Linked DNA regions of Homo sapiens: region 1 is linked to region 2. The links are chromatin loops, found by intact Hi-C in ENCODE. Cell type or tissue: psoas muscle. All regions are shown on one strand. Each heading gives the region's core, and the rest is flanking DNA. Links, peaks and the distances in the headings are about the cores only. Region 1 has its middle 17 kb from the start of CD28. Region 2 has its middle 28 kb from the start of ICOS.

The links. Hi-C counts contacts between places; a loop is a spot of excess contacts. Peaks named below come from ENCODE experiments on the same cell type or tissue, not always from the same donor. Only the 100,000 strongest peaks of a DNase experiment are listed, where the experiment ranks them.
Region 1: a loop joins it to region 2, with 2.7 times the contacts of the local background. A loop is called at or near these places in 3 of 110 quality-filtered maps.

What each region holds. Positions count from the first base shown.
Region 1 is chr2:203,683,051-203,695,440 of GRCh38, reverse strand. No RefSeq gene overlaps it. Among named protein-coding and RNA genes, the nearest start is that of CD28, 17 kb to the left of the region's middle. RefSeq lists an enhancer at 11,312-11,361. In psoas muscle, for the core only: no CTCF peak of the experiment used is centred there; a DNase peak (open chromatin) is centred at 6,460; H3K27ac peaks cover 4,999 bases.
Region 2 is chr2:203,902,894-203,915,283 of GRCh38, reverse strand. No RefSeq gene overlaps it. Among named protein-coding and RNA genes, the nearest start is that of ICOS, 28 kb to the left of the region's middle. In psoas muscle, for the core only: a CTCF peak has its summit at 5,417 (motif pointing right); a DNase peak (open chromatin) is centred at 6,516; H3K4me3 peaks cover 849 bases; H3K27ac peaks cover 685 bases.

The sequences.
Region 1 (12,390 bases), core at 1,892-9,891, 220 kb after region 2:
ATGAAACACTCCACCATTGCTCTCTGACCTCCAATCAATATGCCTGCAATTGTGAACCTTTTTCTCTCTGGTACTCTGGCCATGGTAATCTTCTCATCCCTGGTTTCCCAAGGATATAATACTAGATATAGTGTTGCTGAAAATAGCATTTTGCCACTAGCTAGGACATATATATTCCTGTCTGTTCTCTACCCTATATTTCTGTCTGAGCTGTGCTCAATGATACAGAAGACTCAAAGACCTAACACCTTCACAACTCATTTCTCCTACAGCCAAGGCCAGAGTCATGCCTAGCCACTCAGCATCTCCCTCCTCTTTCCCCTGGGGCCTCTGTGGTTCCCATCTAGACCTTGAGAGATGAGGAGCTCCCTGCACAGAATGCATACCCATACTCAGTTTACCATCTAGAATGCAGAACAGGAAAGGTAACTGACTTGGGAATTCCAGTAGCTAACACACAGATTTGAAGTCCCACAGATTTAGGGATCAAATGTAGTTGGACCACTTTCTAGTTATATAATAATCTCATAAAGTCACAGCCTCAATTCCTCATGTGTAAAATAGGGATGACAATACCTCACTCAATATATTGTCCATATCTCACACAAAGTGTAAATCTCCCCTTGCTTTTAAGACACAAAGAAAGTTTGATGAATCTCCATTTCACACTTACTGTAGGGGCTCAATAAATCTTTGTTGGAACAGCCAGAATGGATCCTTGAATATAGGTTCAATATATTTATGTGGATTGATTTTACTCTACAGCATGAATGCCACCAGAACCCGATTTTTACATTAGCATAGTATTCCTCCTTGATGTACAATCCTTTAATAACATATACCAGTATAAACTGCAAAGTATCATTGAAGAGTCTTTAAGAATTATTGTGGTCAAGCTGGTCAGTGAGAAGCCCCATGGCTCTCTCTTGTACACAGCAAGCCTACCAGGATAATATCTTCTTTGATCTAAATTCCAGCTAGAAATTTGCCTTTCATTTCAGTTTCTAATCTTCCCCCAAAGCTCTGCCTTACAGAGATTCGAATTGTCACATGGTGATTGTGGGGAAATAATGAAGCCTGAGACTTTCTGTTTGAGCTGTGTGGTATTATTCCAGCTGTTGCTACGAAAAACTTTGTCAAAAAAAAATAGACAAAGATGAAGTTAAGAAAGTCATGCATATTATCACAAATCAGCAGGACCGAAGCCTGAAAAAAAAAAAAAAACACTATGCTAAGCCTCAGAGAAAGAAAAATCAGAAATAATGGCCATATTGATTGACTAATCCCACTGAATAAACAAATATTGCAAAAAGACATATTTGCAGGAAAAATCCAAGAGGCTTTATCAAGGATTACATGAAAAATAAGGTGTTACATGAAAAATGTGGTTAAAAGTAGCTTAAAACAATTACTTAAAAACCTTTTGATCACTTAGACAGACAGGCCTATTACTACAAGTTATAAAAGCAACAGCTATCATTTATTAGAGGCATCCTGCCCCCAAGTACTGTGCTAAGCATTATGCATGCATTATCTCATTTAATCCTGATAACAACATAGGGAGTTGGTACTACTATTATCTCCATTTTACAGACAAGCAAATCTAATCCTATAAAACTTAAGTAATTTGTCCACAATGATACAGCAAGTAGAAAAGAAGAGATTTGAACTCAACTTTGACTCAAAAAATGGAACTCTAGATTTGAGTATCATGTGAAAGATAGACACGGTCCTGACAAACTAGCAGCTTGATCATGTGATTGATAGATAGTACAGAGGTTAAGAGCAAGGTTTTTACAGAGAAATGTACCTTCTGAATAAACAAATCTGACCTTCAGCCACCAACTTTATAAAGATTCAGCTAGAAGTCTATGTGTGACTTGCAAAGTCTTCCTTTACTCCAGGATATGATGCGGTTCTTATTATTTCCCTGCTGACTTTATATTCACGTAGATCCAGACAATAGAAGATGCAAAACTTGTGTAGTTGTGACATCATCTGGAGAAATTGATCCTGACCAGACCATGAATTTGTGTACTGTCAGCAAGAGAGATACATCATGAACCCAGGCAGTGCTGATCTGAGCTTCAGGACACCTCCATGACAAAAGGCCCACTCACTTGATCATCTGAAAAAAAGCAGAGAGGGAATGACAGATATAAAAAAAGTCAATTGCGGCCAGCGCAGCGGCTCACTCCTATAATCCCAGCACTTTGGGAGACCGAGGTGGGAGGATCACGAGGTCAGGAGATCGAGACTATCCTGGCTAACATGGTGAAATGCCGTCTCTACTAAAAAATACATAAAATTAGCCAGGCATGGTGGCGGGCACCTATAGTCCCAGCTACTTCGGAGGCTGAGGCAGGAGAATGGTGTGAACCTGGGAGGCAGAGCTTGCAGTGAGCCAAGATCACGCCACTGCATTCCAGCCTGGGCGACAGAGCGAGACTCCGTCTCAAAAAAAAAAAAAAAAAAAAAAAGTCAATTGCCATCATTAAAGGTGGGGGGATACTATCACCAATCATATTCCATCTAAATTATCATGACAGGGTAAACTTATAAGTCTCAGAACCCAAAGAGATTGGTATTAGGGAAATCTACACTTCTCAAAAATCCTGTGATTCTGAAGATCTAATGGTCTCACTGAGCCATGCTTTTTTTGGGTTCACTGAAGACCAGCTACCTGCCTTGTTGCTGACATTCCACAAAGGTATCAACAGTTCTGTGTTTGGCTGATTTTTTTTTATTTTTTTGAAGCCACTAGGACACTTGGATATTTTCTGGAAACAGGAATGTTCATTAAATATGACCAGGGTTGAGAGGGCAAGGTAAGGAATGTATTTCACTCCACATCTTGTATTGAACCTGATTTGACCCTCTCTGATTCCCTACTGTGCAATCAGTGGAATGGTAAGGAAGCAACCTCTGACCCCTTCAGGAACTGCAATCTTGTCCTAGCCTTGGGAAAACTGTCAGGCTTGGTTTTCCTCCTTTCGGAACAATTTTAAGGGCCTTCCTCCCCTAACATGTTGTTTAGTACAGCACCTCCAGGAAATAGAACTGTTAACTTCAACATTGCTCTCAGTGGTCTCTCATGTTACCAGGCCCCCATGGGAACCTTCTCATCCTCCCCCTCGCTGTATCTCCCTTCCCCCTACCCCTTCCCACCAGTTCCCACACTCACTAAATAAGGAAGGTCAATCTGAATACATCTGTCCACATCTCCGGAATGTCACAGAAGAGTAACAGCTGTTGACCTCTGTTCCGAACACATTATCCTGTTTGTCCCAAAAGTAGCTTGGGCGAGTTCCAGCTAATATATGCAATCTCTACTTCCTATGGGGAACTTAGGGCCAGCAGAGTATACTCCCCACACTTGCTTTTTGGCATTGGCATAAATACAACCTGTTTTCATGTACCAAATCCTATCATTACTATTAATAGTATTAATAATTATGATAACAATTATGGCCAAACTTTATCAAGCATTTGTTAGATGCTAGATATAGCACAAAGCTAAAAGCATCCCAGGTTTTTAAGCCTTAATTTTTCCTTTAAGTTTTAGAAAAAGCAGTAATTTTCTTTCTCCCTAAGTGACTATACTTCCATATCTTAATATATACACACACACAAAGCCTTTATTAACCTCTCATAGGTACAGGCGATAAAACTGAAGACTGTGTGCTTTCTCCTAGAAATATTGGAGGAAAAATAAAGGAACTTGGGGAGAAAAAAATACCTGAATCTGAGATGTTGCAAGATATCCAATAGTAAGGTAAAGAGCAAAAGTAAAGAGGCTACAGCCCAAGACAAGGTCCAAACAAATCTAATATTTGTCTGAGAATCCATCCAGAAACACCCATTAACACCGCAGTGCATATGATGTCATGTATACATTATCTTGAGGAAAATTCCAGGCTAAACTTGTTCTTACAGAATTTAGCTTCCATTATATTACAGATGGCTCAGATTTGGAATGACTGGTACTTGGCTCATCATTCTCTTCATTGAGGGGCCAGAATCAATAGTGGAAACACAAGGAAATCTCATCCCTTTCAGGAATCTAATCTAGGTTGACCTCTTGCACTGTTGTTCATTGTATGAAATTCACCCAGCTTTGCTATGTCAGATTGTTATAGAACTCTTCTGGAAAATTGGAATTGTGTAACTGGCCTCTAGGCAGAAAAAAATGAGAGTAGGAAGGCCTATAATGGCCTTGAAACTGCACTTGCTTACCTAAAAACCTGTGTTCAGTGACTATGACACAGCAGGTGTTGCTCTACACCATGATGCCAGGAGAGACTAAGGCAGTAAGAAGGCCCTAATTTGCCTGAAGAGGCTTCTCTGGCCAGAGGTGCTGAGTTGGAGGATAACGAAAACTGGCCAGATCAGCATGGCGAAGAGAGGGCCTTCCCTTCCAAGTAAAGTATACACTACTTGGAAAAGTTTTAAAGTGCATGGCTTGCTAAGGGAACCAACCACAAGGAGCTCAGTGTGGCTGGAACAGAAAGGACACTGAGGAAGGGCCCAGGAGGTGACAGGTAGTTGAGGCCAGTGACAAAGGACCTTTTATGCCTTGCTAAGCAGTTTGCTCTTCGTACTGAGAGCAATGAGGAACCCTCACGATATGGGTCAGCACACAGGTCTGGGTTGCCAGGACAGATCTAAGAGGCAGCAGCATATGAAAGCCAGGATTTCAAATAGGTTGAATCTCTTACAGCAGCTCCAACAGATTGAAATCAGCTGTCTGACTCACTGTGTTGAACAGGACTTCTGAAACTTCATATCAGTTCAATGGGAGCATAGGAAGGGGAGGAGGCGCATAGGAGATGGTACTCCTGGGACTCCCAGGTCAGGGTGAGAATAAAGCCATGAACCCAGATCAGATTGCAGGCAGCTCTTCCCCACCTGTCCCTTAAATCTTGGCATTTTTCCATTGTTGGAGTTCGAGGTGGCTAATAAATTACTCCTTCCTACTTGCTAATTCAGTTCTAAATCCTATAAGACAGACCAAGAAAGACAAAGGAGTCAGGCAGACAGAGAGGAAAATATCGCTGATAGAGGGCTACCCGAGAACGTGGCTGAGCCGTGCAGTCACAACAAGCACCCCAGAATTATTAGGCAGACCTACCCACCCATCACAGTTCTTGCCCAGAAACCACAGGTCCCACCTCCAGGGAGAGAGTCTTTACCACTAAGCTACCACATGGCCCAGAGCAGGACACTTGCTTTCTGCAGGGAGGCAGGTCCCCAAGGTGGGAGCAGGTGGCAGCAGGAGGCAGAGGGAGAAAGACTGAAGACATAAGCAGTAGAGGATAATTTGCAGGAGAAAAAAACGAGGCAATGAGAAATGGCCCTAGGACGCCAGATAATACTTTAGCATTCATTAAACAGGAGCAAGCTTCCTTTGAGACTATCACACTTGTCTAGGAAAACAGAAGTTATAGCAGTTATACATTAACTAGCGTTGATCAGGCACTTTTCAATTCACACATGTTATCTCACAGAACTACTGTATAGGAGTAATTATTATTATTCCATTTGATAGATGGAAAGATCTAGTAAGTAGCAGAAAAGGATTCAAACACAATCCTTCCAGTCTAAGATTGTAATCTTGGAAAAGCTGATGGATTCTTTGACTCTGGCTTCTTGCTCTTTGCGATTAAACCATCACTTCAGAATGAGCTTCCGCCAGACTGTGTGAATGAGTGAAAGGGGCATTATCAGAAACCATCGTTCGGTTTGTGTGGTGGAGGGTGGGAAGTGGAGGATGGGGGTGAGTGAATGGCCTCATTTGCCACCAGTGTATGTGTTCCCTTTTCTCTGCCACTTTGCCAACATCTGTTATTTTTTGACTTGTTAATAATAGCCATTTTGACTGATGTGAGATGGCATCTCATAGTGGTTTGATTTGCATTTCTCTGATGATTAGGGATGTTGAGGATTTTTTATATGCTTGTTTGCTGCATGTACGTCTTCTTTTGAGAAGTCTCTGTCCTTTGCCCAATTTGTAATGGGGTTGTTTCTTTTTTGCTTGTTGAATTATTTAAGTTCCTTATAGATTCTGGGCATTAGACCTTTGTCAGATGCAGTTTCTGAGTTTTTCTAGTTTTAAATTGTCTTGTGATACTAAGAAGAATTTTTATTTGATTAACTGGAGACAGACCCTGCTTGCAAGTTCAATTTCTAAAATACCTGAAGAAATGAACAAACATTTCTTCTTCCCTCTCTCTTTCCTCCCTTCAAGCTGCAGAAATAGAAGCATTTTAATTTCAGCAGAAGGGAGTGAAGGTGGAGTGTTTACTCTGGGTCCACCCTCAGACATTTGGGAAACAAGGCTAACTTCTCAGGGCTTGCTGGTGATGCTGTGTCTCTATTGAGAAATTCGGACTTCCTAAAAATAGCAACCATAAGGTGCTGAGCAATGAGGGGTGGCAGACAGGCTAGTGATTTGCATTCCGCTTGCAGATGTTGTCCCAGAGGACTCTGAGGCTACCGCCCAAGGGAATAGGGAGGGCTCTGGCTGGCTGAATGGACTTTCTCCAGGTCCTAGAGGTCAGAGTTTCGAGAAAATTATGTCCATTCTTTTCCCAGATCTCTACTTAGGGAAGGTTTATGGAAATGCACAATATGTACCCAAGATTGTGGGTTTGTTCTCGCAGATCTCTCTCTAAGCTCTCTAGATCTATTACTGTCTTTTTATTTCTCAGAAATTCAGTCTACAAGCTGGACAAAGTTATGTATGTGTTTCTGTGCAAGCATGAGGTTAAGTACTTATTGCCTTTTCCCTTTTTCTACTCAGTCAGTATGCAAAAAAAGTCTCATATGAAAGTGGATATGCGGGCATTTTGTCCCCAACATTCCTCTTACATCCACCTGGCAAGACTATGTCCAATAAGTCTGACAGCTCTTAACCTTTTTTGTGTCAGGGACCCCTTTGGTGGTCTGGAAGCCTAAAGACCCCTTCTCACAATCATGTTTTGAAATGCATAAAATAAAATACATTGGATTGCAAAGAAAACTGAAAGTTTTGAAATGTAGTTTTCAAATATTTTTTTAAAAACAAATGTTCATGATATAGTAATAAATATGCTTCATTAACATATTAAATCTAGCTATGGTATGATAACTACCATAATTTTTTTTTTTTGAGACAGAGTCTCGCTCTGTTGCCCAGGCTGGAGTACAGTGGCACAATCTCGGCTCACTGCAAGCTCCACCACCCAGGTTCATGCCATTCTCCTGCCTCAGCCTCCCAAGTAGCTGGGACAACAGGCCCCGCCACCACGCCGAGCTAATTTTTTGTATTTTTAGTAGAGACGGGGTATCACCATAGCCAGGATGGTCTCAATCTCCTGACCTCATGAGCCACCCGCCTCGGCCTCCCAAAGTGCTGGGATTACAGACGTGAGCCACCGCATCCAGCCGATAACTACCATAATTTTGAAGTAGTGGTAAGCATAAGTAATATTTTGAGATACTTGGAACAACTATAATGTGACATGAAAATATCTGTGATTCTATTGATGACAAAGTGACAAGTACTGCAAAAAATACTGTGGTTTGTTACTTAAATATATCATTGAAATGTTAAATTTCAGTTGGAGAGGATAATGAAAAGGAAGGTATAATTTTTTTCTCAACCAAGTTTACATTGGACACCTAGTTAAGAACCCCTGAATACATTAGTATATCCGGTTCCCATCAGCATCTCATCTACCCACACATGGATGGCACACACACATACACACTCACAAACACACACACGCACACTACTGCATTCCCTATGGTCTCAATACTGGAATCTGGCAGCATTTTAATGACAACCATAAAGGACACTTCCCAGATGGTTTATGCAGTGAAAGATCAAGGAGCAGAAAGGGCAAATAACATTGTAGACCTCAGTAGCAGAATTCTCTGTAGCCTCCAGTTCCAAATACTAGTTGGGTGTGGATGGCCGCTCCCAACCATGGTTTTCTCCTTTCCTCATGATACCTGGACCAGAATGATAAGCTCTGCAGTTTCACATGTACTTGTTTTACTCCCACATTTTAGATAAAGTCCAACATTCCATTCTACTTACTATTACTCAGCAAGGTAGAACATGTAGTATCTGAGATTACATGTGCAGTGGGAGGACCACACTCAAGCTCAGACCTCTTGCTGTGGATAATGATGTAAAGCTTCCTGAGCGCTCTGCAAACAGTCAACATCTACCATTTGATATACTGTCCTTGACAATAGATCCAAAAATCCTTAGAGGACTTCTGCCAGTTAGGACACACTCACCCCCTCACTCACTCTGCTATAGACTCATGGGCATTGTTCTCTAGCCTCTAAAACACCAATTTATTTTAGGCCTGAGGTCTTTAACATGAGTTTTTTTCCTCTAAAATGTTCTTCCCCTTTACTCATCCCAGGCCTTTTCCTTCCTCCTGACAGTTATTTCTCACCCCCTATGTACTTCCATTTCATCCTTACCTCAATATCTAGTTTATTTTTCATAACTGGCCACATAAAACATAATTATTTTATGTATTTTGTTTATTTGTCTGACTCTTCCATTAAAGGCTGAACTTTTTTTTTTTTTTTCTTGAGACAGAGTCTCACTCTGTTGCCCAGGTTGGAGTGCAGTGGCGCAATCTCAGCTCATTGCAACCTCTACCTCCTTGGTTCAAGTGATTCTCATGCCTCAGCCTCTCGAATATCTGGGATTACAGGAGTGTGCCACCACGCCTGGTTAATTTTTGTATTTTTCAGTAGAGATGGGGTTTCAGTATGTTGGCCAGGCTGGTCTCAAGCTCCTGGCCTTATGTGATCCACCCGCCTTGGCTTCCCAAAGTGTTGGGATTACAGGCACGAGCCATCGCACCCAGCCAAAGGCTGAGCTTCTTAAGGGCAAGAACCACGTCTGGTTTGTCCACCTGTGTACTCCAGCAGCAATACAATGCTTGGCACATAGCAGGCACTCAACAAAAATTTGGTAAGTGGATTAATCAATAGTGAGTATTCCCTCTTATAATAGGGGAATATTTTCTATAATATACAATGTACACTCTTGGCTCCTACATGAGAGCAGTCGTGGAAGGTAGTGAGCTGGGTGAAATATCGAATATTCAAAAGCATCTCTCTATTTTATGGACCAGAAGTGATATCTCATTTGGCCTAGTTTGTCTGTCACCTGTTGATCCAGCTGCCACAATTCACCCTACTTGTTGTGCCAGAATCTAACAACTGGGGTGGATAATTCTTATTCCAGGAAAGATGGTGATATGAAGCACAGAGCTGTTTAATCTCTGGAACCATGGAGTTTGGCACCTCAATGATGTTCCAATCCTGGCTGGCTAAGCACTCCTTCGGGCAAACTCTCTCATGTCAGTGTCATGGTACAAGTCAACTTTTGGGTGGTAGTCACCTTCCTGCAATTCACTTCCTTTGCAAGCCATTCATTCATCCAACAAGTGATTAATGAGAATTTTACTCAGTGATAGGCCCATTAGTATGGGCTGGGAAGACAAAGACAAAGCATTACCCTCAAGTGGCTCGTAACAGACAAGGAAACCAATGACAACTTGCACAAGGTGAGGTTCTACTTTCACATTGAGAGAAGCAGAGCACATTATCCTGGCTCATAAAGAACTACCTTTCTAAAATATCTATAAAACTATTTAAATGAACCAACCTGCTAAGCACACCCACAGATATGTTCATGTGTATGTGTAGATGTATGTATATATTCACATTTGCTGTCTCTCACAAGATCCTCAGAGTATCAAAGAGAAAATGAATCTCCCTCCCAGGGGCATATGAACCAGACTTTACCATTCAACGCAATTACTGTTGCTTTAAGAGAATGTCTGGAGCTGCTGCGCTGCCCAGCCCAGTAAGCACAATGGAACATTTTCCTTGAGATTACCTCACTCTTACTGACCCACACAGGAAATAATTATTTTGGTAGTCACCAGTAAACAGTGAAACACACTTACTTGAAAAATAAGCTCTTTTTGACCCTGCAAGACAGTGGCTTCACAAGTATGGCTGAACCTAGTTTCCATCCAAATTCAACAATTTTGTACGTAAATGGTGCCTTATTCTTGGATTGTGGGTTCCCAGATCCAGACCACACTTCAGAGTTCTGCCAAAATGTCACAGCAAACAGTGGTTTCCTTGTATTTCTGGCTAGAGAAGAATGTAGCATCAAAGAACTATCAGATTTCTTTCCCAAGATAGAATATGAAAATTCCACAGATGCCCTAGCAACACATTTAAACACTGTAGTCATGTCTGAGAAAGTGCTGCTGCTCTTTCAGACGTCAATCATTGGGTGTGCCGGAGAAATATGGCAATGTTTAAAGGAGTAAGTATCAGTCTTGGGCAGGATTTTTGAGTTGAAGTGAAAAGTCTAGATCTCCACTCCCTTTTCTGAGGCCTAATATCATAGCCCTTTCTTTCTCTATGTAAGCATAAGTGATGCCATTTCTGGATTGTATCCTTAAAGGGAAGAGGCAGGCCATATGGACTGGCAGATTTACATGATAGAAGGCACCTGGGTTCCAGATCCTTGGGCTGCCATACTAGACCTGGGCTGCTTAGGTCGAGATTTTTAGATGAGACAGGAGAAATCATCTCTATAGTAGTCCCCAAAAGGCTGCACCCTCAGTGGAAACTGCAGAGTGTCCCAAGAACCTATCTCTGAGAGAAGTAAGGCTACCTGTTGAAAACAGGTGACTTGGGGTAATGACACCATGTTCTCAACTAACATTGACTCTATTCTACTGAAATCCAAAGTCACTGAATTAGGATAAAGGCTTGACCTCCTTGACAGAGACCCAAAATAATAGCAGTTTAGGTACACTAGATGGTTTCCCCTGTCTCATCTAACAATCTGGAACTAAGCAGTCCAGGATCAGTATGGCAGCCCAAGGGTCTGGAACCCAGGTGCCTTCTATTGTGTAACTCTGCTGACCTCAGACCTATATGGCCATGGCTGTTCTCAGCTACATGTTGGGAATTCTGTTACTATAGAAAAAAAAAAGGATTGATTTGGGGGATAGCCAGTAGTTTGCTACAGTCATCAATTTTCAGATAACTCCTTTGAATGATGGACGAGACATAGACTCTTTTGTTGCAAAGCTATTGCAGTGTGCCTCCCTCCAAAACTGCTCCATTTATCAGACTAGCTGCACCATCATGACACACTGGTATGCCTAAGCAAGGAAAGGCTGTGAGAGTAGAGCTACTGTGTGTAGTAACCCCTGACCAGTTGAGTAAGCAGGGCTGTCCCTCCCCCTGGGAAACTCCCTTGCTGATGCCTCTGCTGGGTCTAAGAGTGTTACCTTTTTCCTGTAGACCAAAGACTCTGCTTTGATGACCATAAGCCCCAGAGGTTATTCCATGGTGTAAGAATGTCCTTGTCTCACTCTGTCTTCTCTATGGCCCTGATAGGTGAGCAATCTAGTAGTGAGTCAGAGACTCAAAGCTCCCAGGCAGTTTCAGCTTTGGAAAGGAGAGAGGGTTTCTCCAACGCTGAAACCCAAAAGGAGTAAAGTAAAAGAAAGGGGCTACATGGCAACTTGGAACTTTTGTGTGGATTTCTGAGGTCACTCCAAGAAATAGGTTATGTCAACAGGAAGCTTGGGGGTAATTGATCCAGCCCTCTTCTTGGGTCATTTTGGAATGAGACTCACTAACTGCTAAAGCTATAGAGAATTCCTGAGCAGGGACTTCCCAGAGATTTTCCTTCACTACAGAGGAAAGAACGAGGGGCTCCATACTGAATGGATTAGAATCCCACCTTCTGTTTACCAAACTGCAGGATATGCTTAATATCCTGGCATGAATAGGCCATCACTTGGCGGCGGCAGACAGCACCTGTTTATGGTGTCTAGTCTGTTCAAATGAATTCAATGACGCTCTAATATCAAGTAATATAAAAATACCAAAGGTATGGATGTTCAATATCTCAAAGATCAGCTGAGAAATGAATCAGTATAGGGGGCCAAACTGAAACAATTTCTATTGAGAGAGAATGAAACAGAAGTGAGTTTGTTTTTGCGTTATTAGCAGAAATTGTGATATATTACTACCAAATTATGATTAAGTCATAGCAAAAAAAGTATTTGAGTTGAAAAATATTAATTCTCCTTTATGAAAAAACAAAATATCTTCTAAACATAGATCTACAAACTATAGAAACTTTGAGATTTAAGCAATCTCACAAAAGTTGATTTTAGTGATTGTATATAGTACATGTGTGGTGGCTGATATATAATGTTCACACACACACACACACACACACACACTACAGGGTACAGGACAATAAAATCTTAACAATGATTTTAATTACGAAACTCTTCCAAATTCCAATTTAGGTCTCTGGTCAGGGAACAT
Region 2 (12,390 bases), core at 1,378-9,377:
AAATGAAGATCATGACAGTACCTATCTCCTGTTAGTTTGTTGTGGGATCGTGTTAAATAAGTTAACATAGTAAAGCATTTCGACTAATGTGCTAACATAAACCTAGTATGACATAAAACCTAACGTTTTATTTTCTCAATAAGTACTAGCTGCTGCTGCTTGTTGCTGTAACAAAAAAAAAAAATAACATCTAACTTCTCACCTCTTATCCATCAAAGTTGTCTCAGCTCTGTTGCCTACGCCATTCAAACAAACAATGGACTTGTAATGCCCATGTGAATCAAAGGGTGGCCTGTCTGGTAAACAGCTCCAGCTGTCTGTCAGGGTCCCTGAGCTGGCGCTGTGGTGGTAGTGAGGTTTTGTGGCACAAGTTTTCTGAGTGGGTTTTGCTCTGAAGATGCAGAGGTTGTTTACTTTTAAAAAAAAAATCTTTTTCTTGCTCTACTTGTAAGATTTAGTAAAAACATGAAGCTATTCGTTACTTTGTGTGCTCCAAAAGCTAAATATAGAAAGAAGACAACTAATATTATGAAATGTGAGAACGGAGAAGAGGTGTGATGCAGCTAAATGCAGAACTTGACATTATTTTTAGGTTTGAGGTCAAAAAGTTTGCTTATGTTACCTCCTAGTGAGAAAAACTCCGTTAAAGCTTTCCTTCCTGTCAAACTCCATCCATAACGATGGTGGGAGAGAAGGAAACCGAGTAATTACTTTCCCTCAAATCATTTTCAAATTGCTGTGTTGGATATATTTATTTAGAGTTTCAGTGGCAGTGTTTTTCCTAAATGCCCTCAGAATTTAATGCAATAATATCAGCCTTTCAAAGGCATAAATTACGCAAACCAGATTTTGGAAGTTTCATTTACTGCCTCATCAGTGCATAAAATAGCGAGAACCGTATGCACCTGGAAACTCCACCTGTCTGGTCCAAGGGAGTCAAGGGTAGAATGACATGGGAAAGTTTCCTTCAACAGAGAATAGTACCCTCCAATTGCCCAGAAATTGACACCAACATTGTCAAAGAAACCGTGAAGGGATTCCAAAATATCCAGGGAAATGTCCTGTGTGTACACAGGTCCTGTGAAAACGTCAGTCGCAAGCACAAGGTGGCAGATGCTGCACTCTGATTGGTCAGACGTACTACGCCCAAAGTTAGAGGCCGGCAGTGTGATTGGTGGGTGAGGAGAGCCGAACTTTGGCCAGAGGGAGGGAGGTTAAAACGGAAATAGTGAAAGGGAGCAGAGAAAGGACAAGAGGGACAAAAATAAAGTAAAAGGAGAAGAGAGAGAAAGCAGCAGCAGAAGAAGAGGACTGTGAGAAGAAATGCAATCTTACTAGGGAAAGATTTAATGAGGGGGAATTGGTTTATTGAAAACACCCAGGCTTGTTTTCCTAGGGGCTTCTATGAGAGGACATTTCTGAAACTGAGAATTGATCTCCCCAAGTTGTAAACACTGTCATAGTCCCTGAATGATTTTTGTTTCTTTGTTTTTGGTGTTAATTATTTGTTTTTGCTATTTTCCAGTGCCGCTTGGACTATGATTATCTTAATAATTGTATTTTTAATAAATGTGCCCTTATGTTTTATTTTAAATAAATTGTAAAACTTTCATATCAGTAATTGAATGGAAAGCCAATATTATTTGCCATGAATAAAAGGTAATGACAAAAATAAATAAAACAGAAACAATACCTTAAATTCTATCCAGATCCTAATAACAGAGAAGAGACAGATATAGATCTACATATAGATATATATCCTAGTGTGTTAGGGAGACATTAAATGAGTCTAGGTCTTTAATATAATCTAAAGGAAAAAAAGAGAATCGAAATGAGAAAAAATATTTTCACTTGGTAAGTGAATGTTATTTAATGCCATATCCAAGTAACACCTGAAGTCATTTTTCCTTAGACCTCCAAAAACAGGTGTTACCCATCTCACATTTTAGAAACTGCTGGGTCTATGAGCATTTTATTTCATAGAAAACACCATGCTCTTAATAAATTAAGACATTATTTTCTTAGACCAGCCACCAGTGTTACCAGAATTTAATCTGAGCACCCCTCCAAGAGGCTAATCTCCTCTGGGAGTACTAAGGCTTTATGGGGGCAGGACGAGAACCAGAGTCAGGAAAGGAGCCAACCCGGAAAAATGCTGTCAAGGAGTCACTGGGTCCCTGGATGAGGTCCTCACCACTGCATCTGCCCCTGGCACACACATGGCTTCTGAGCACTTGGAAGTGGCTAGTTTAAACTGAGATGCACAATGTAAAATATGCACCAGATTTTTGAAGACAGTACAAAATTTTTAAATCTCTTATTAATAACTTTATGCTGATTACATATTAAAGCAATTTTTAGATATATTGCATTAAATAAAATATTTAAATTCACTTATTTCTTTTTAACTTTTCAATTATTTTATTTTGAACTAATTTTCAACTTAAAGGAAAAATTGTGTAAGTTCCCACAGTCTTCACCTAGCTTTCCCTTAAGTTAATATCTTACATAACCATAGTACAATGATCAAAACCAATAAATTAACATTGATACATTAGTATAAACTACAAAGTGTACTCAAATTTCACCAATTTTTCCACTGGTGTCCTTTTTTCCCCAGGATCCAACCCAAGATACCACGTTGTATGTAGTTGTCATGTCCCCTTAGTTTCTTCCAATCTATGATGGTTCCTCGGTCTTTGCTTGCATTCATGACCTTGACACTTTTGAAGAGCACTGATCTGTTATCTTGTACCATGTCCCTCAATTTAGGTTTGTGTAGTGTTTTCTCATGATTGGAATGAGTGTGTGCATTTTTGGCAAGAGAAATCACAGACGGAAGTGTCCTTCTCAGATCATTCTATCAAAGGGCTCATGATGTCAATATGTCTTGTTACTAGTGATTTTTACTTTTATTTAATGTGGCTACTACAAAAATTTTAATTACATGTGTGCCTCACATTATAATTCAGTTGGACAGCGCTGGCTGACACCATACTACAGGTAAAATAATAAGCATGTGACTTAAAAGAACATGTTCATAACAAAATATATGGATTTAATCATCGATATTTTCCAGACCCTTTTTATTTCAAAACCTTTTAATACTAATGAACCAAATGTTTATCGAGAGCTTACTCTATGTCAGACTCTTTTCTAAACACTTTGCATGTGCTGAATCATTTAATCCTCACACAACCCGATAAAGTAGATGTTCCTATCATCCCTGCTTTGCAACTGGGGAACCTGAGATGGTAAAGAGGGTTTAAGTGGCGTAAGGCCCTCACACAGCTTGCTAAATGGAAGATCTAGAATTTAAACACAGGAGAATTCCAGAGCCCATGCTTATAACCACTACACTTTTTTTTTTTGAGACGGAGTCTCGCTCTGTCGCCCAGGCTGGAGTGCAGTGGCGCAATCTCGGCTCACTGCAAGCTCCGTCTCCCGGGTTCAAGCCATTCTCCTGCCTCAGCCTCCCTAGTAGCTGGGACTACGGGCGCCCGCCAACACGCCCGACTAATTTTTTGTATTTTTAGTAGAGACGGAGTTTCACCGTAGACAGGATGGTCTCGATTTCCTGACCTCGTGATCCGCCCGCCTCGGCCTCCCAAAGTGCTGGGATTACAGGCGTGAGCCACCGCGCCCGGCACCACTACACTTTTAAAAGTTACATTATCAGTTAATTCAGGGGACCCCAACCCCAGGTACCAGTCTGAGGCCTATTAGGAACCGGGCACACACCAGGAGGTGAGCTGCCTTGAGCTCCGCCTCCTGTCAGATCAGCAGCGGCATTAGATCCCATAGGAGCAGGAACCCTATTGTGAACTGCACGTGCGAGGAATCTAGGTTGTGCGCTCCTTATGAGAATCCAGTGCTTGATGATCTGAGGCAGAACAGTTTCTTCCTAAAACTATCCCTCCTCCAACCCCTTACATTCGTGGAAAATTTGTCTTCCATGAAACCGGTCCCTGGTGCCAAAAAGGTTGGGGACTGCTGAGTTAATTCAAATTCCACAACTCAAGCTTTATCAACTGTAAACTGTTTCAACTTTTCTCTCTTTTCCTGCATGACACAGAGTGGGAGAACTGATGTTTATTAAGTAAGCTTCTATACACTGTGCTAAGAATTTAACACACATTGTCTCATTTAATCCTCATAGCGGTTCCATTTTACAGATAAGAAATCTAAGGCTTGGCCGGGCACGGTGGCTCACGCCTGTAATCCCAGCACTTTGGGAGGCCAAGGCGGATGGATCACCTGAGGTCAAGAGTTCGAGACCAGCCTGGCCAACATGGTGGAACCCCCGTCTCTACTAAAAATACAAAAATTAGCCGGGTGTGGTGGTGAGTGCCTGTAATCCCAGCTACTCAGGAGGCTGAGGCAGGAGAATCGCTTGAATCCGGGAGGTGGAGGTTACAGTGAGCCAAGATCGGGCCACTGCATTCCAGCATGGGCGACAGAGTGAGACTCAGTCTCAAAAAAAAAAAAAAAAAGAAAAAGAAAAAAGAAATCTAAGGCTTAAAAAGTAGCACGTGGCAGAGGCTGGAATCCATTTATTTGACTCCCTATTTTTCCATCATATGCACGTGCTCTCCAATTGGCCCAACTGCTTAAGTGTTTTTATTTACTAATTTTGAAAAATCAGTGCTCTGCTCTGGGGATTCCATCAATCAGCAGCACTTCGGCCTATTTTAGCAAAACATTATCAGTTTTCCTTAAAAAACTGATAATGACCCTGATGTGCCTTTTCAGACACCAAAGGAAGAAAACAGTATCACCTTAGTGCAAATTACAAAATTGGTTAGGTTCCAGGTATGGGAAGCTCGGTCATTTATGTAAGGGATATAAGATAACACTTAATTATTCAGAATGTCTGATAGAGAAAACAGAGCATTTGATCTCCTTGAAGTTAGCCAGCTTAATTCCTTTTACACATAGTACAAATACTTGGTATCCACAGCATGGAAAAATGATTCAAAATGGAACTGCCTGTGGTTGAACACAGAACTTGTTCTGTTCATCGATACTCACTCCAGTCAATGAATGACAGAATCTTCTTCAATAAAAGAGCAGAACTGGGCACCACTTCTTGGAATTGTGCCACCTAAATGGATACAGGCAGAAGTGTGGCCCGGATGGAATATTCCAATGACTCCGGAGACCATGCACAGAAATGCGGTTATTTGTTCACTTGGGTTGCCAAAAAATTTTATAAAAAGTAACAGGATTATTACAATTTACTGAAATATGGAGAAATGTTTCATGAAACTAAACATCCTTGAATAAGGTGGGAGTGCGATATCTCATATTATTATGGATTACAAAGAAAAGAAACCAATTATTTCTACGGGTTTCCTCCTCTGAAATCCCAAGATTCCTTCACCTCAGAGCTTTCTACAGTTCCCAAAGAGGCCAGGAGAGGGTACTGCTGAATCATACTTAATTCCCCAAACCCACAGCTGTGCAAATGCTTTTGTTTCTTTTCTGAAAAAAAATAAAAATAAATCATGAACTGGCCCCATAGGCATGCGTGCAATGCAGTGTAAGGGACAAGGTTTTTTTTTAAATTTTTTAAACAGTTTTATGCACAGGCTTAGAGCAAACGTACTGAATTACCGTACTGCCAACAGTAGCAAGTAAGTCTCAGCAAGAAGAGATGGACAAATTGTCTGATGTGATGATGTCTGCCCCATGAATTGTTCTCTTGAGAGGATTTTGTGTTTGCATTGAAGGAGATGCCTGCCTGGAAAGCTGCATTTTTATTTTTATCGTGTGTGTGTGTGCGTGTGTGTGTGCGTGTGTGTGTGTGTGTGTGTGTATAGCTTTGCTTTAGAAGGAAGGAAGTGAGAGAGTTTCCATGCAGAGATTTGAAAAGGAAACTGATGTCCTTGGAGGATTGCAATAGCCTGCAGAGGGCAAGAAAGTCAGCTGAAATTCATATACATCGTCCTCATCTTGGTCCCATTCCCACTTCCTCTAACTGTAAACACACATCACAGTCATCCTACAAAGCCTACTGAACTAGCAATAGGTCCATGCCCCAGAGAGCAAGATGAGTAACTTTTAAATAAAATATGTATTCCCCTTTACAGGAAAGAAACAAAATGAAGTGGTAATGCCTGCTGAGAGCAAAGCATGACCCCAGCACCTGAAGAGAATGGACAGATGAGATGCAGGCATGTCCCAATTCACAGTGAACTTGGGTTCTAAACGTTCGTTGGCAGGCCTGTGTTTGGAATTGAGAGAATTATGAAGGCTGGGTACAGTCCTAGGACAGCCAAGCACATTCAGTCCATTGGCTGGACTATAACCCTGGCAGGGAAGCAGCCTGCTCTGAGCACCACCTTCATTCATAACCTTCATTTGCTCTCAAAGGAGTGCTTGAAAGTGGGGATTAGCCCCATTTCACAGATGAAGACTGGGATCTAGTCAGCTTGTGTGATGTCGGTGCAAAAGTAATTGTGGTTTTTGCAATTACTTTTGATGGCAATAATAACTTGCTCAAAGTCCAACAGCCAGAAAATGGTGGCGCTCGGCCAATTGATTTCAAATCTTGTGCCCTGTCACTTCACTCACTTATACTCATTGAGGGCTTTCAATGTATCAGGCACTGCTCCAAGTGTGTCACATGGATGATTTCATTACACCCACAATAGGAGTAACAGACAGGTACTCTTATTCCCATTTTACAAATGAGGAAGCGGAAGCACAGAGAGGTTTAGAAAGTTGTCCGTGCTAGGAAGTGATGATGCATGGTTTCAAAACCAGGTCATGGGGCTCCACCACTGTTGCTCTGAACCAAACCAACACCCAGGGATCCTTCCAGACCCTCCACAGGTGCTCAGGCATTGGCAGAGTTACAAATCTTCAGCCCAGAGGCCATAACTGCCAAATGGGAAAGGACAAAGGTTTGCCCTCCCTGTACTGGATATGAGATTGGGTAACACTTGCTTAGAGCCTACGATTTGCCAGGTTCCATGTTTAGTGCTTTATATATATGATATCATTTGGTTCTCACAGTAGTCCTGGGAGAAAGGAATAGTTGTCCTCTTAAGTAGAAAAACTTGTGCCAGAAAACTTACTTACCCTACTCAAGGACATACAGTTAATAAATAGCAGGGCAGGACCAAAATGTAACATCTGTTTAACTTGGAGATATTTCCACGAAATATTGTTAAAGGAGAAAAGCAAAATGCAAAAGTGTGCATACAATATACATATATAAAGAAATACGTTATTATCAGAAAAGTACAGAAGGATACATTTAAGGTTGTTAATCTGGGATATGGGAGAAGGTGGGATAAGGATGTAAAAAGTACATACATCACACATTTATGCATCTGCAAAAACTATGCACGTGTGTAAGTATATGTACATATAAAAAGTTATGAAATTTATGCAAAAGTTATAATAAATAGAAATGAATTAATTTTGACTAATTAATAGACATTTTATGAAATTCAATAGCCATTTCTAATAAAAGTTCTTAGTATACTTTATTGTTATGGGTGTGTCATTTAAATCCTGGATTATTAACAGAAATCAAAAGTAAGCATTACATTGAACATTAAAACTCTGGGCATGTTCACCTTAAAATCAGGAACAAGGCTAGGAATCCAACTATCATTCTCTGTTATTCAACATTACTCTAGAAGTTCTGGTTCATACAACACAAGAAAAGGAAGTATAAGGTGAAAACTTTAGAAAGGAAGACACAAAATTACGCATGCAGATAATAATGTTATTAAAAACATATCTATACACACACTTACATATATCAACACAGCACTGCCTTCATACCACATAGGACCAACCCTGGGTGTGTTAGTTAGGGATCCCTGGAGAAAAAAAACCAATAGGATATATGTAGATATACAAAAGGAGATTTATAATAGGAATTGGCTCACACAGTTATGAAGTCTGCAAAATCTCAGTATGCCATCTGTAAGCTGGACAACCAGGAGAGCTGATGGTATAGTACCAGTTCAAATCTGGAGGCCTGAGGACCAGGGGAACCAATGATATAAGTCCCAGTCTAAGTACAAAGGCCCAAGAACCAGGAGCACTGATGTCTAAGGGCAGAAGAACATAGATGCCCCAGCTCAGAGAGAGCAAATTTGCCTTTCCTTGTTCTCCTCAGGCCCTCAATGGATTGAATGACACCCATCTGCACTGGTGAGGGTGACCTTTCCTATTCAGTCTACCAACCCAAATGCTAATCTCTTCTAGAAACAACCTACAGAGACACCTAGAAATAATGTTTTACCAGCTATCTGGCCATCCCTTAACCCAGTCAAGTTGACACATAAAATTAACCAGTACACTTGGTTATCATTTTTAAATTGGCAAAAATTATTGGTACCGTTTTACCTTCCTTACAACCTACAACCTACTAGTTTCTACCTCCCCAAGTTTAGTGCTATTACATTCCTCCAAACACTAAAATTACCATATTCCTCTTTTTTCTACCCACAATCAAAGCTATTTTCCCCGTAGGTAGAGAAAAAATGACCCTCCCAAACTTTTGCACAAGAAAGTGTGAATAGCCGTTAAGATCCTCTTACTTTCCCAAATGTTTCTGTATATTTGTTTTTTTATTAATAAATTTTATTTTTAGAGCAGTTTTAGGTTCACAGTAAAATTGAGTGAAAAGTACAGACAGTTGCCAAATACCCCTGTCCCCACACATATACAACCTACCCTACTATCAAGATTCCCCACCAAAGTGGTACATTTGTTGCAATCAATGCACCTTTATTTGACACATCATTATCACTCAGAGTTCATGGTTTACATTAGGGTTCACTTGGTGTACATTCTATGGGTTGGGACAAATGTATAATGACATATCTCTACCACTGTAGTTTTATGCAGAATATTTTAACTGCCCTAAAAATTATCTGTGCTCTCCCTATTTATCTCTCCCTCGTCCAGCCCCTGGTGACTACTCATTTTTTTATTGTCTCTGCAGTTTCGCCTTTTCCAGAATGTCGTATCTTTGGAAGCACACAGTAGGTAGGCTTTTCAGATTATCTTCTTCCATTTAGTCTTATGCATTAACTTTTCCTCCATGTCTTTTCATAGCTTGATAGCTCATTTATTGTTAGCACTGAATAATATTCTATTGTCTGTTTCCCAACAAGAGTAAAAAAATAAAATAAAACATTTCATTGTCTGGATGTACTACAGTTTATTTATCCATTTGCCTAAAGAAAATCTGGTTGCTTCTGAGTTTTGGCAATTATGAGGGAAGCTGCTATAAACATTCATGTGCATGTTTTTGTGTGAATGTAAGTTTTCAATTGATTTGGTAAATACTAAGGAGCATGATTGCTGGATCTTATGGTGAAAGTATGTGTAGTTTTGTAAGAAACCTCCAAAATATCTTCCAAAGTGGCTGTATGCATTTTGCATTCCTACCAGCAATGAATGAGAATTCCTGGTGTTTTACATCCTCATAGCATTTGGTGTTGTCAATGTTTTGGATTTTGGCCATTCTAATAGGGATGTCATGGTACCTCATTTTGTTTTAACTTGCTGCTTCCTAACAACAGATAATGTTAACTATCTTTTCACATGCTTACTTACAATCCATGTATGGTCTTTTGTGAGATACTGTTCAAGTATTTCATACAATTTTAATTGGGTTGTTTATTTTCTCATTGTTGAATTTTAAGAGCTCTTTTGGATAACAGTCCTTTATCAGATGTGTCCTTTGTCATTATTTCTCCCAGTCTGTGGCTTGTCATCTCATGCTCGTAACATTTTTTTTTTTCACAGATAAGTTTTGAATTTTAATGAAGTTCAGCTTTTCAATTATTTCTTTCATAGATTGTGCCTTTGGTGTTATATCTAAAAAGCCATAGTCATACCCAAGGTCGTCTAGATTTTCTCCAATGTTATCTTCTAAGAGTTTTATAGTTTTGTGTTTAGCATTTAAGTCTATTATCCATTTGAAGTTAATTTTTGTGATGTGGGAGACCTGTGTCTGGCTTCAGTTTTTGGTTTTTGGTTCTTGGTTTTTGCATGTGGATGTCCAGTCTTTCCAGCATTATTTATTGAAAAGACCATCTTTGATTTGTTAGATTATCTTTGCTCCTGCTAAAAGAAAAACTTTGACAAATTAAACTTAACAGAGTTAATCAGGCAAAGGATGATTTGTGAACAAGAGAAAAAAAGAACACTTCAGGCTCTACAAAACTTTTACCGGCTTGCCTGAAGAATGTTTACCAGCTTTTATCATTATGAACAAGATAATCATGAAGTAAGTGAAGTCAACAGAGCATTGAAAATAAACACTTGTCCAAACCCATAGAATATATGACACCAAAAGTGAATTACCTTAATATAAACTATGAACTTTGGGAGTTAATGATGTATCAATGTAGGTTCATCAGTGGTAACAAATGTACCCCTCTGGTGGGGGATGTGGATTGTGGGTGGGAGATTGTATGCATAGGAACAAGGGGAATACGGAAACTCGTACTTCCCACTCCATTTTTCTGTGAACATAAAACTGCTCTAAAAAAATACAGTTTATTAGGAATAACTTTTTTTTTTTGAGATGGAGTCTCACACTGTCTCCCAGGCTGGAGTGCAGTGCATGATCTCGGCTCACTGCAACCTCTGCCTCCCAGGTTCAAGTGATTCTCCTGCCTCAGCCTCCCGAGTAGCTGGGACTACAGGCACCTGCCACCACACGCAGCTAATTTTTTGTATTTTTAGTAGAGATGGGGTTTCACCGTGTTAGCCAGGATGGTCTCGATCTCTTGACCTCGTGATCTGCCTACCTCGGCCTCCCAAAGTGCTGGGATTACAGGCATGAGCCACCACTCCTGGCCAGGAATAATATTTTAAAGTGGCACATAGAAGGAATGATAAAATAAAATAAAATAATTTTTTAAATGAAGTTGTTGAAACTGTGAGCACTGTTCTTTCTTGTCACATTTTTATTGGTTGAAGCACATTTTTCAGTCCCATGGGTCAGTATCGATTTATAGACCTTACTTGAATAACTTGGAACATTCAAGAGCACACACACAATGATGTAAAAATCACATGAGACTTGTGGGTAGGTCATCAAAATGTTTTGTAATCAGATAGCTGGAATGACTACACAAAGTTTACCAGGCCCAGCCTCAAAACTTGGGCATACGTGCGTTGACATGGCCAGCATTCTACGGGGGTGGAAACTCCAAGCTGGATCTGGGTAGACTGTTCCAAGGTTAATAACTGCTCCATTTTATGAATTTCTGAATTCTTTATTGTTGCTCAACCAAATATTCAGCAATTATAACCCAGTTCTTTCTATTTTGACCACTAAAAGTATTTATGGTCCATGCTCTTCACATTATAACCTCTCAATTTTTGAGGAATGATATTAAGGCTCCAAGTAAAGCAATCCAAATCCTGCAAACTTTTTTCTGGTTCTTCCCCACCACAACATTTTTCTAGTTCATAACAAAAGAGTTAAGGAGACAAGCTAAAAAGAAAAAGAGAAAAAGGAAGGTAAGACTAGGAAGTAGTAAAGATACAGGTAAGGTGACTCTGCAGAGCCCTAAAGGTGTAGTAAACACAGCTAACATAGCTTCTACTTGTACTTCCTAGACTCTTGAATTTCACAAAGTAAATTTTCAAAAATAAATAAATCCATCAGTAGAAAGCTTTGTTAGCTTTCACTTTACCAAGTAATGGCATTAAAATAAATAAATTTTTAAAAATAATAAAGATATTAATATAAACTACCATGATAAATTTATAGAAAGAAGGAACATGTTTAATGTCAAAAAGTAGGATGAATCTATTCTCAAAAGAATGACAGTTCTTTACACTGAATTAAAATGGCACTACATCCACTTGCATCACTACATGAAAATGTTTTTCTCATTTTACTACAGATGAATGAAAAGCACTTCTCCACAGCCTGGACTTTAAATGCCCTTAGGCTACTCCATTGCAAGCATGAAATGAAACAGAAAAGCCCAAGGTGTTACAAGCAGAATATCGTTTCATAGTGCTATGCAGGAAACATTCTGGCATGTGTAGCTCTGCACAGTGGGCAGACTCTTCTTCATTTAAACTCCCATCAGAAAGTTGAACTACCAGCCTTCACCAAGCTTTGAGTAGATGCAACTGATTTTTGTATATTGATCTTGTATCCTGCAACCTTGCAAAAGTCATCTGTTAGTGCTAACAGTTTTGTGTGTGGATTCCTTTTTTTTTTTTTTTTTTTTTTTTTTTTTTAAGACAGAGTCTTGCTCTTGTCACCCAGGCTGGAGTGCAATGGCATGATCTTCGCTTACTGCAACCTCAGCCTCCCAAGTAGCTGGGATTACAGGCACCCACCACCACACCCAGCTAATTTTTGTATTTTTTTAGCAGAGACGGGTT